Regions from separate parts of the Homo sapiens genome. Here region 2 is linked to region 1. Evidence: chromatin contacts called from ENCODE Hi-C or POLR2A ChIA-PET data. All regions are on one chromosome and are shown on one strand. The core of a region is the stretch at or near the end of the contact, and the rest is flanking DNA. Distances in the headings are between cores, read along the strand shown.

Region 1 (3,967 bases), core at 1,064-3,563:
TGTCGCCAGGCTAGAGTAGAGAAGCACGATCTCAGCTTACTGCAACCTCTGCCTCCCGGGTTCAAGCGATTCTCCTGCCTCAGCCTCCCAAATAGCTGGGACTACAGGCGCATGCCACCACGCCCAGCTAATTTTTGTATTTTTTAGTAGAGACGGGGTTTCACCATATTGGCCAGGCTGGTCTTGATCTCTTGACCTCGTTATCTGCCCGCCTCGGCCTCCCAAAATGCTGGGATTACAGGTGTGAGCCACCGCGCCCAGCCCTTCATGTGACGGATATTCTTAAACTATCTTCCCATCTCCTACTGGAGTTACAAATGCATGGATCTAGACTTCTTAAAAGACTGGACATTCCTTAGGGCAGGGGTTGTAACTTAAGTCGTGTGTGCATTCTTTATAATGAAGCATTTTACAAAGTGGTTTCACATACATTACTGCTTCCGTTTCTCATTACAGCCCCATTAATATTCCCCACCTGATGAGGAAACTTTCTTCATTCTCCTTCCTGCTTCCTCTTCTCTCTCCTCTTCCTCTAGAATGCGTGTATGGTCTATGTTCCTTCTGTCTCTAATCCAGAAAGAGATTTAGAATAACTAAATGCAGAGTCAAAGATTATGTCCAAATAAAGTTAGAGTTTGTGTGTGTGTGAGACAGTGTTTTTAGTTAAATGTCAATATTTAAAATATACTATGACTTTTATACCATATTTTTTCATGTTGTCATGTTCTTTTAAACATGCTGGGAGCCATAAAGTTAGGAAGAGGCCCAGTAACCCGTCCAAAGTAACCTGACCAAAGTCTGACCCCTAGTAGAGGGCCTATGCCAGCACTGGAACCCAGTGTCTCCAGATCCAGAGGCATTCACCACCTCAAATCTGCCTCAAATGTCTGCAGTATGGTCTATCACAGGGGCTAATTAAGCTCATGGGATTTAGAGTCAGACAGATGTGTTTCCTTCAAAGTTTCAACAGTTACTTTCTGACCTTGGCAAGTTATTCAGCTTCCTCATTTGAAAACTAGAGGGCATAATGGTACCTACCACCGAGAGTTGCTATTAGGAGTAAATGAAAATACGCTTGAAGAACTCAGCATGGGCCTGGCAAGTAGTCAGCGTGCAGTAAATGGTAGCTGTTATTTTAAGAACTTTATTTGTTGAATGATTGACTCTGGCACATAACGCCTGCATTCAACTTGAAACACGGAGCTGTCACAGTCGTTCAGCTGAAGGGGCGGGAACTGTGGCACTTGCCAATTTTTTCTAGAAATAAATCTTTGTGGGAGGATAATGACCGGTTGGAGAGTGTGAGTCTTGAGGGAACAAAGATCGGATCTCCCGGCCCAAGGAGTACGGAAGCGAAGCCTCCCCTGCGCGCGGCAGCCACCGTGCGTAACCTCCCCTGAACCGAGTAGCAGCCGCCTGAGCCCACCCAGCCCTGGGCGAGGCTGCCTCAGAAGCCGGATTTCAGCAGAGTGGGTGCAGGATCTGCTTTAATTCTGCTCATCTTATTCTCGGGGACCACACCCTGCGCGCCGGGAGGAAGGGCTCCAAAACCACAGGGCGGAGGCTTCCGCGCGGCCCCAGACTTGACCATCTATGGTCACAGAACACACCGACCAAACAGGAAGTGGGGTGAGAGCGGAGGGTTCCCTACCTTCCCAGCCCCGCGACTGCCAGCCGGGCTGGGGCTGACCCACCGCGCCCTCACTGACCCCCACGCCCTGCGCCCAGTCTCCGCAAGTCCTCCCACAACAATGTCCAGACTAATTGCCTTCCCACGTCACAAACGGGGAAACCGAGGTATGCACGCCCAGAGACAGGCGGAGCGTGGCCTCGATCACCACCGAGAGCTGACGGCCGCCCGGATTCCCGCCCTCAGAGAATCCTGGCCCCCAGTCGTTCCAAGACCCTTTACGGACTGCAGCTTAAAGGAACCGGCCTCTGCCATTGAGACCAAACTGACAGAGGAACTGGTCACTCTTCTGTTCTTTCCAGAGAGGAGCTTAGCCAGGGACTTCTGCCCTTCCTGGGCCCGGGCCTCGGGGGCGATTCCGGGTAGGTAAAGCGGAACGAGGGCGTGGCCTCTCTTGTGAGCCCGCCCTCCCCGTGTCGCTCCCGCCTTGAGGGCGGGGCTCTTTCCCAAGTGCCCTCTGTGAGAGCCGGGCCGCTCTCTCCGGGGCGTGGCGAAGAGGGGCGGAGTCACGAGCGGGGCGGTGAGACTTCCTGCCCAGTCGCGGGCCAGCCTAGCGCTTCAGCCGGCGGCTCATTTCCGGTGGGGGCGCCGCGCCCAGTGAGGGCCCGGAAGTGGGTCGCGCGGAGATTGCTGGGCGGTTCTTGCCGGAAGCGGAGAGCGGCTGATCGCAGTCCGGAGGTGAGGCGGAACTCTGAGGTGAGGGTGTGCAGCTTGGTAGGGATTGGGGTCCCTTCCGGGGCCCATCGGCCCCTGGTGGTGTTAATGGCCCTTCTGGCCTACGCGCGTGTCATGAACCCTGCCGAGAGGGCCGGGGCTGAGGCCCTCAGGCCGACCCGGACTCTTGGGCGCGGTCTCTTGAGGTGGGGCCGGGGTGAGCAGCTGAGTCCGGGTGCCCCGGGGAGGCCCCTCTGCCCGATTTCGCAGCGCTGCCCATCAGCTTCAGCGGAGGCCTGATTCCTGAGGTGCTCTGACTGGAAGGAACCTCCGAGATCGGAGAGTCTTCCCTGTCTCCTGTTGATGCTCCCATTGCACTGATAGGTAAATTGATCCCTAGAGAAGAGGCTAGTCTGAGATATATAGCGAGTGAGGAAAAGAATCGGAATCATGATCCTGGTGCCTTAGATAACCAGCCCCAGTTCTTCCCGTGTTGCTCGGAACCTCTCTAACTTGGGATGGTCTTCCGGTCGGTGTTGCCCCGCAGGCTGCTGCAGGTTAAAGGCCAGCGCTGCGTGGAACTTTTTTTTTTCTCTCCTCCCAAATTGAGCCGTTTGAAATGCCTAGGGAGTTTTTAAAAGAAAGGCGGGCACATCCTTGTATTTACAGGCAGATATCCTCCCTTTCCTCCTCGGCTGCTGCTCTTACTTTGACAAGCCAGGCTAACATTGAAGGTATGTACTTCTGGACCTGAAATCAGACGGCTCAGGTTTGGTCTGGCCTCAGTGCTGAGTGTCTGTGGCCATAGGTGCCTTAAACTTCTTTCAGCCTCCTTTTGTTCATCTTTTAAGTGGAGATCTCTGCTGACCCCACAAGATTAAATTCAGCGTAACAAATTGTGTTTATTCTGTGCCAGCATTTTCCCAGATGCGGGGAATGCAGCTTTAAAACAAAACAATGTAGACCCTGCCCGCGTGGAGCTAGCAGTGTTTGCAGGGATGTTTAAGAAGTAATTATAAATGTTGATGAGTGTTAGGAAAGAACAGGGTGCTCTGAAAGTATGTAACAGGGGGTTCAGGAAAAGCCCTTCTGAAGAAGCAGAGTTTTTAAGATGAATTTTGAAGGATAAATAGGAATGCGTTCGAAGAGTGGAATGAGAACATTTGAGACAGGTTAGCATCAGAACTGTGTCAGTTGAAGCTCTTTGTGGGGCTCTCTCTTCAAGAGAAAATCCGGGGGCATATCAGCACATTTATCATTTACCAGACTTTTATTTAATTTATTTATTTGTATTTTTAGTAGAGATGGGGTTTCGCCGTGAAGGCCAGGCTGCTCTCGAACTCCTAACCTCAGGTGATCCCCCCACCTCGGCCTCCCAAAGTGCTGGGATTACGGGCATGATCCACCGTGCCCGGCCCCACCAGACGTTTATTAAGACCTTAATATGTATGAGGCACATTTTAATGAGATAGCCTTTGTGGCAAAGAATACAGTTCTTCTGGAGTTTACAGTGGGAGAGGAAATAGACAAGTAAATGAGGGATGGCTTACAGTGTCATAGTGCATAGCACAGGGCTACAAGAGCACAGTGGAGAAATACCTGAGCCAGGTGCCCAGGGTTCCA
Region 2 (3,967 bases), core at 910-3,409, 2.6 Mb after region 1:
ACTTGGCTGGAGAGTTGCAAGTGTCTATTCTGTAGGGCCCTTGTAATATTTCACCATCTCCCTTGTCATCTGATACACTGAAGCAACACTTTTAACCAATTTCTATTTTCATAGAATTCAGCTGTTTGCTACCTCTGCTCCTGCAGTATCCTGCAGCCAGTAGTTACAAGCACCTGGAAGGTTGGACAGGGAATACAAGAGAAGACTCTAAGACTTCTCTTAGAAGTCATAGAGTCCAGTAAACCACATTATGGAATCTGGACTACCCTAAGGGTAATAGTAGTCACTGGAAGATTTTAAGTAAGACAGTGTCATGATCAGATAGATGTTCTCAAAAGAACTTTCTGGCTGTTGTGGTGGGTAATATTAGAGTAAGAAAGAGGTAGAGAGGTGTGGTTAGTAGCCAACAGCACTGCTCTATGCTAGGGGTCAGCCGACTACACTCCGTTTTTCTGTGGCTCATGAGCTAAGAATACAAATGGTTTTTAAAATGTTTAAATAGTTGAAAATATGTAAAGATTCGTGTCATGTAAAAATTAAGGCTGTTTTCAAGCTCCAAACCTGAGTAGTAAGTCAGAACCATATGGTCGGCCAAGCTTATATTATTAACTATTTGGCTCTCACAGAAAAAGGTTCCTACCCCTTGCTCTAAGCAATTGGTGATGATGGCCTACAGTAGTGACAGTAGGAATGAAAAGACTCTGAATTGACATTTAGAGGGTTTAGGACTGACTCAAGAACGCCTTTAGGAGGTGGAACTCACAGGCCTAGACGGCATTGGTAGGGGTAAGGAATACTGCATTAGCCTCCTAACTGCTTTCTCTACTTCCATTCCTTGCCCCTCTGCAACCCATTCTCCACTCCGCAGCCATTTTTAAAAAGATGCCCCTCCCTACTTATGACTCTAAAATTGCTCTTCTCACTCTTCCCCTCAGGATATATTTCCAATTAAATATACCTAAGTGACTGCCCACCTCTGCAACCCAATGTCACATTCGAGTCTTACTGAACTACTTGACTGCATTTCCCGAGATCTCACCTCTTCTCGCCTGTACCCTGTGCGCGGAAAGTCAGCCCTCCACCTTCTCCCTGCTTCCACTCCCAAAATACTTCGTGGTTTTGCAGCTCTGGAGTATTTACCGTGTTGGCTGTTTAAATTTCTGCCTCCATCAGAAGGCAGAAACTGACTCGCGAACTATTCCATCCCCAGCCGATAGTAGACGCTTAAAAAAGAACGAAAGAAGGTGGGTGGAGGACTTCAGTAACATCAGGTGGCAGCCTCAATTTTATCGTTTGTGAAACGTGGATAGTAATCCCTCTATCACGTGGCTGTTGCAGGAATAAAGTGAAAAAACAAAACAGGCTAGCTTGTTCAATAAATGTGAGTTGAATTAAATCTGATTTGTGGTCAGTAGAAAAAGATGTGAATACTTGGAAAGGAAGACACATTTTTTTAAATATATGCCTGGTAAAACGGATCAGAAGGCAGGTCCCCATGGAGCACACCCTCGCCCTAAACATGCTGAACCCGGGCTGCCATAGCCTGCGTGGTCCCTCCAAGGTGACTGCTCCGACAAAAGGGTACGCTCTTCAAACGCATACGTTTAAGGCAATTCCAGAAACCCTCGGCTGTGCCGCGACTACACGGCCATTAAAGAAAAGACGACTCTATGCCCGCCGTAATGTTCTCAGATCACAGGGACCGTATTTGGAGCTGGGAGGGAGGGAAGCCTTTTCTTCACGGGGGGCTAAGGCGTCTTCGAGCCCCCTTCCAATCCCGGGTCCGGCCGGGTAATCCCTGCCCAGCGTTCGGGCGTGCCTTTTTTTCAGCCGAGACACAACCCTGAACGTGGGGCCCGCCAGCCCGGCGGCTGCCTCGTGGAAGTCACGTTCCTTCTGCCCGTCCTCTCGGGTACTCTATGGTTTTCGTGGCCGACTACTCTAATTCTAGTTCCGGTCTCTATGGCGGCCGGCGGAGGCAGGAACGGTTGTAGGTCGACTGAATTAGCCGCCAAAGGTCCAATGAGAATGGAGGACTGATAAAATATTAGCCAATAGAAGCTAGGGATTGGGGTCAGGTGGGCAGATTGACAGTACCACTGGCCAGTGAACAACGCCTAGGGCGGGTCGCTCGTAGGGCTTATCCCGCCTGTCCCGCCATTCTCGCTAGTTCGATCGGTAGCGGGAGCGGAGAGCGGACCCCAGAGAGCCCTGAGCAGCCCCACCGCCGCCGCCGGCCTAGTTACCATCACACCCCGGGAGGAGCCGCAGCTGCCGCAGCCGGCCCCAGTCACCATCACCGCAACCATGAGCAGCGAGGCCGAGACCCAGCAGCCGCCCGCCGCCCCCCCCGCCGCCCCCGCCCTCAGCGCCGCCGACACCAAGCCCGGCACTACGGGCAGCGGCGCAGGGAGCGGTGGCCCGGGCGGCCTCACATCGGCGGCGCCTGCCGGCGGGGACAAGAAGGTCATCGGTGAGGACCGGACAGGGACGGGGGTGGGGCCCTCGGGCAGCCCAGCAGCGGAACCGTTAGCCGGAGCTGGGCGAGCCGGCGGGCGCGCGGCCGGTGGGCACCGACTCCGCGGCGCGCGGCCGCCCATCCCCCCCGTCCCCCCCTCACTCCCTCTCGCGGGGACCCGCCCGGCAGGCGCGCGCGCACTGCCTCCCGCGCCCCCTGTGGACCCCGCGCGGCCGCGCGCCCCTCCCCCTGCGGCCGCGCGCCGCCGACCGCGTGTGCGACGGGGTCCCCTCCCCGCCGACCGGCCTCGTGCGCTCGGGCCCGCACGCCGTTGTTCGCGTCACCCCCACCCAGCTCCCTTCCGCGTGTGCTCGGAGGGCGCGGCGCACCGCCTACGCAGGCCGGAGCGGCTTCCCCTTCCCTCACGTGCTCTCCGTCCGCGGCCTGCGCACACACCCATCCTGGGGCCCGCGCCCCGGGCCTGCCCTGGAGCGCCCCGCGCTTCAGACTCACCCACGTGTGCGGCGGCGGCGGCGACTGCGTGGCCCCGCACCCGGGCGGTGGAGAGAAAGGGCTGTCAGGTGGCCGCGGCGGCCGGCGTGCGAGGGACCGGATGCCCAAGCCGGGCGGATTTGGAAAAGGATAGCTGGTAATCGTGGCTTGTTTTGCTTTGTTTTCTTTTCCAGCAACGAAGGTTTTGGGAACAGTAAAATGGTTCAATGTAAGGAACGGATATGGTTTCATCAACAGGTGAGCTGCCGGGCTCTGAAGCCTCCATCCCACCTTCTTGCTTGCTTCCTGCTCTGTCGGCTTCTCGGGGCTTGGGAAGCCCCAATCCACAGCTCTGTTCTGAAAGGCGTTTACTACCTCTGGTGTATTAGTATGATTTTTTGTTGTTGTTGTTTTCCTTGATTAGGGATTAGTGGATCTAGAGAATGCCTTTGTTTTGCAGCTAAATATTAATTTGAAGCTAACTTAAAAGGCTTCGTCACAGTACAAAGCAATTCAAAAGGCAAGCGGAGTGAATGAGCCATTCCTTAACAGGGTAAACGGGAAACTACGGTCCAGTACATTTTTATCCTTGTCATCTTTTTCTACTTTATTGAACTCGGTATTTGAGAATGTGATCCACTGACATCGGATATTTATACATTGTTAACGTTTTAGGGTAAGAGGATTTGACTATATGAGGTTTTGTCATCTTTACCGAGAGGTTGTATTGCCTTTGTTTCACGTTTCATTTTAATACCTGAGATAAATTTTGTCTTAGCACAGCTTTGACCAGAGAGAACTGTTTTTATTTGCTCATCCAGTAAATAATATATTTACAAGAAAGTGGTTTTTTTTCCTTCTTCCGTTCTTATTTTTCATTCTTCCTTGTCCTAGAATCATAACTGGTTAAGTCGATTTCTGTTAGATCCCTGGCTGTAGCTTATTAGAGTGGCCATAGTCACTGGTAACTTGACATTTTTCTTCCTGTTTGAAGGCAAAGCTGCAGACACGTCTTTA

The links. Hi-C counts contacts between places; a loop is a spot of excess contacts on that map. ChIA-PET counts read pairs that join two places held with the same protein, here RNA polymerase II (POLR2A). Pooled maps may share reads with other maps.
Region 2: a loop to region 1 is called in a map with no recorded cell type, with 19 times the contacts of the local background. The contact joins the promoter of YBX1 here to the promoter of CAP1 in region 1. A Hi-C loop is called at or near these places in 1 of 37 single-sample maps with no recorded cell type and 9 of 50 pooled maps. POLR2A ChIA-PET finds 5 or more read pairs at or near these places in 1 of 52 experiments (activated CD4-positive, alpha-beta T cell).

What each region holds. Positions count from the first base shown.
Region 1 is chr1:40,038,416-40,042,382 of GRCh38, forward strand. It overlaps CAP1 (cyclase associated actin cytoskeleton regulatory protein 1), which reads left to right and starts at 2,314. Exons shown (of 13, transcript NM_006367.4): 1 at 2,314-2,386. LOC105378669 (a long non-coding RNA gene) reads right to left here and starts at 2,031. Exons shown (of 3, transcript XR_001738013.3): 1 at 476-2,031. RefSeq lists enhancers at 1,332-1,965, 1,934-2,003, 1,966-2,600, 2,254-2,453, 2,524-2,613.
Region 2 is chr1:42,680,259-42,684,225 of GRCh38, forward strand. It overlaps YBX1 (Y-box binding protein 1), which reads left to right and starts at 2,160. Exons shown (of 8, transcript NM_004559.5): 1 at 2,160-2,473; 2 at 3,145-3,208. The coding sequence starts at 2,308. It also overlaps a transcript of PPIH not described here. RefSeq lists an enhancer at 1,816-1,865 and silencers at 2,306-2,505, 2,696-2,805, 2,916-3,065.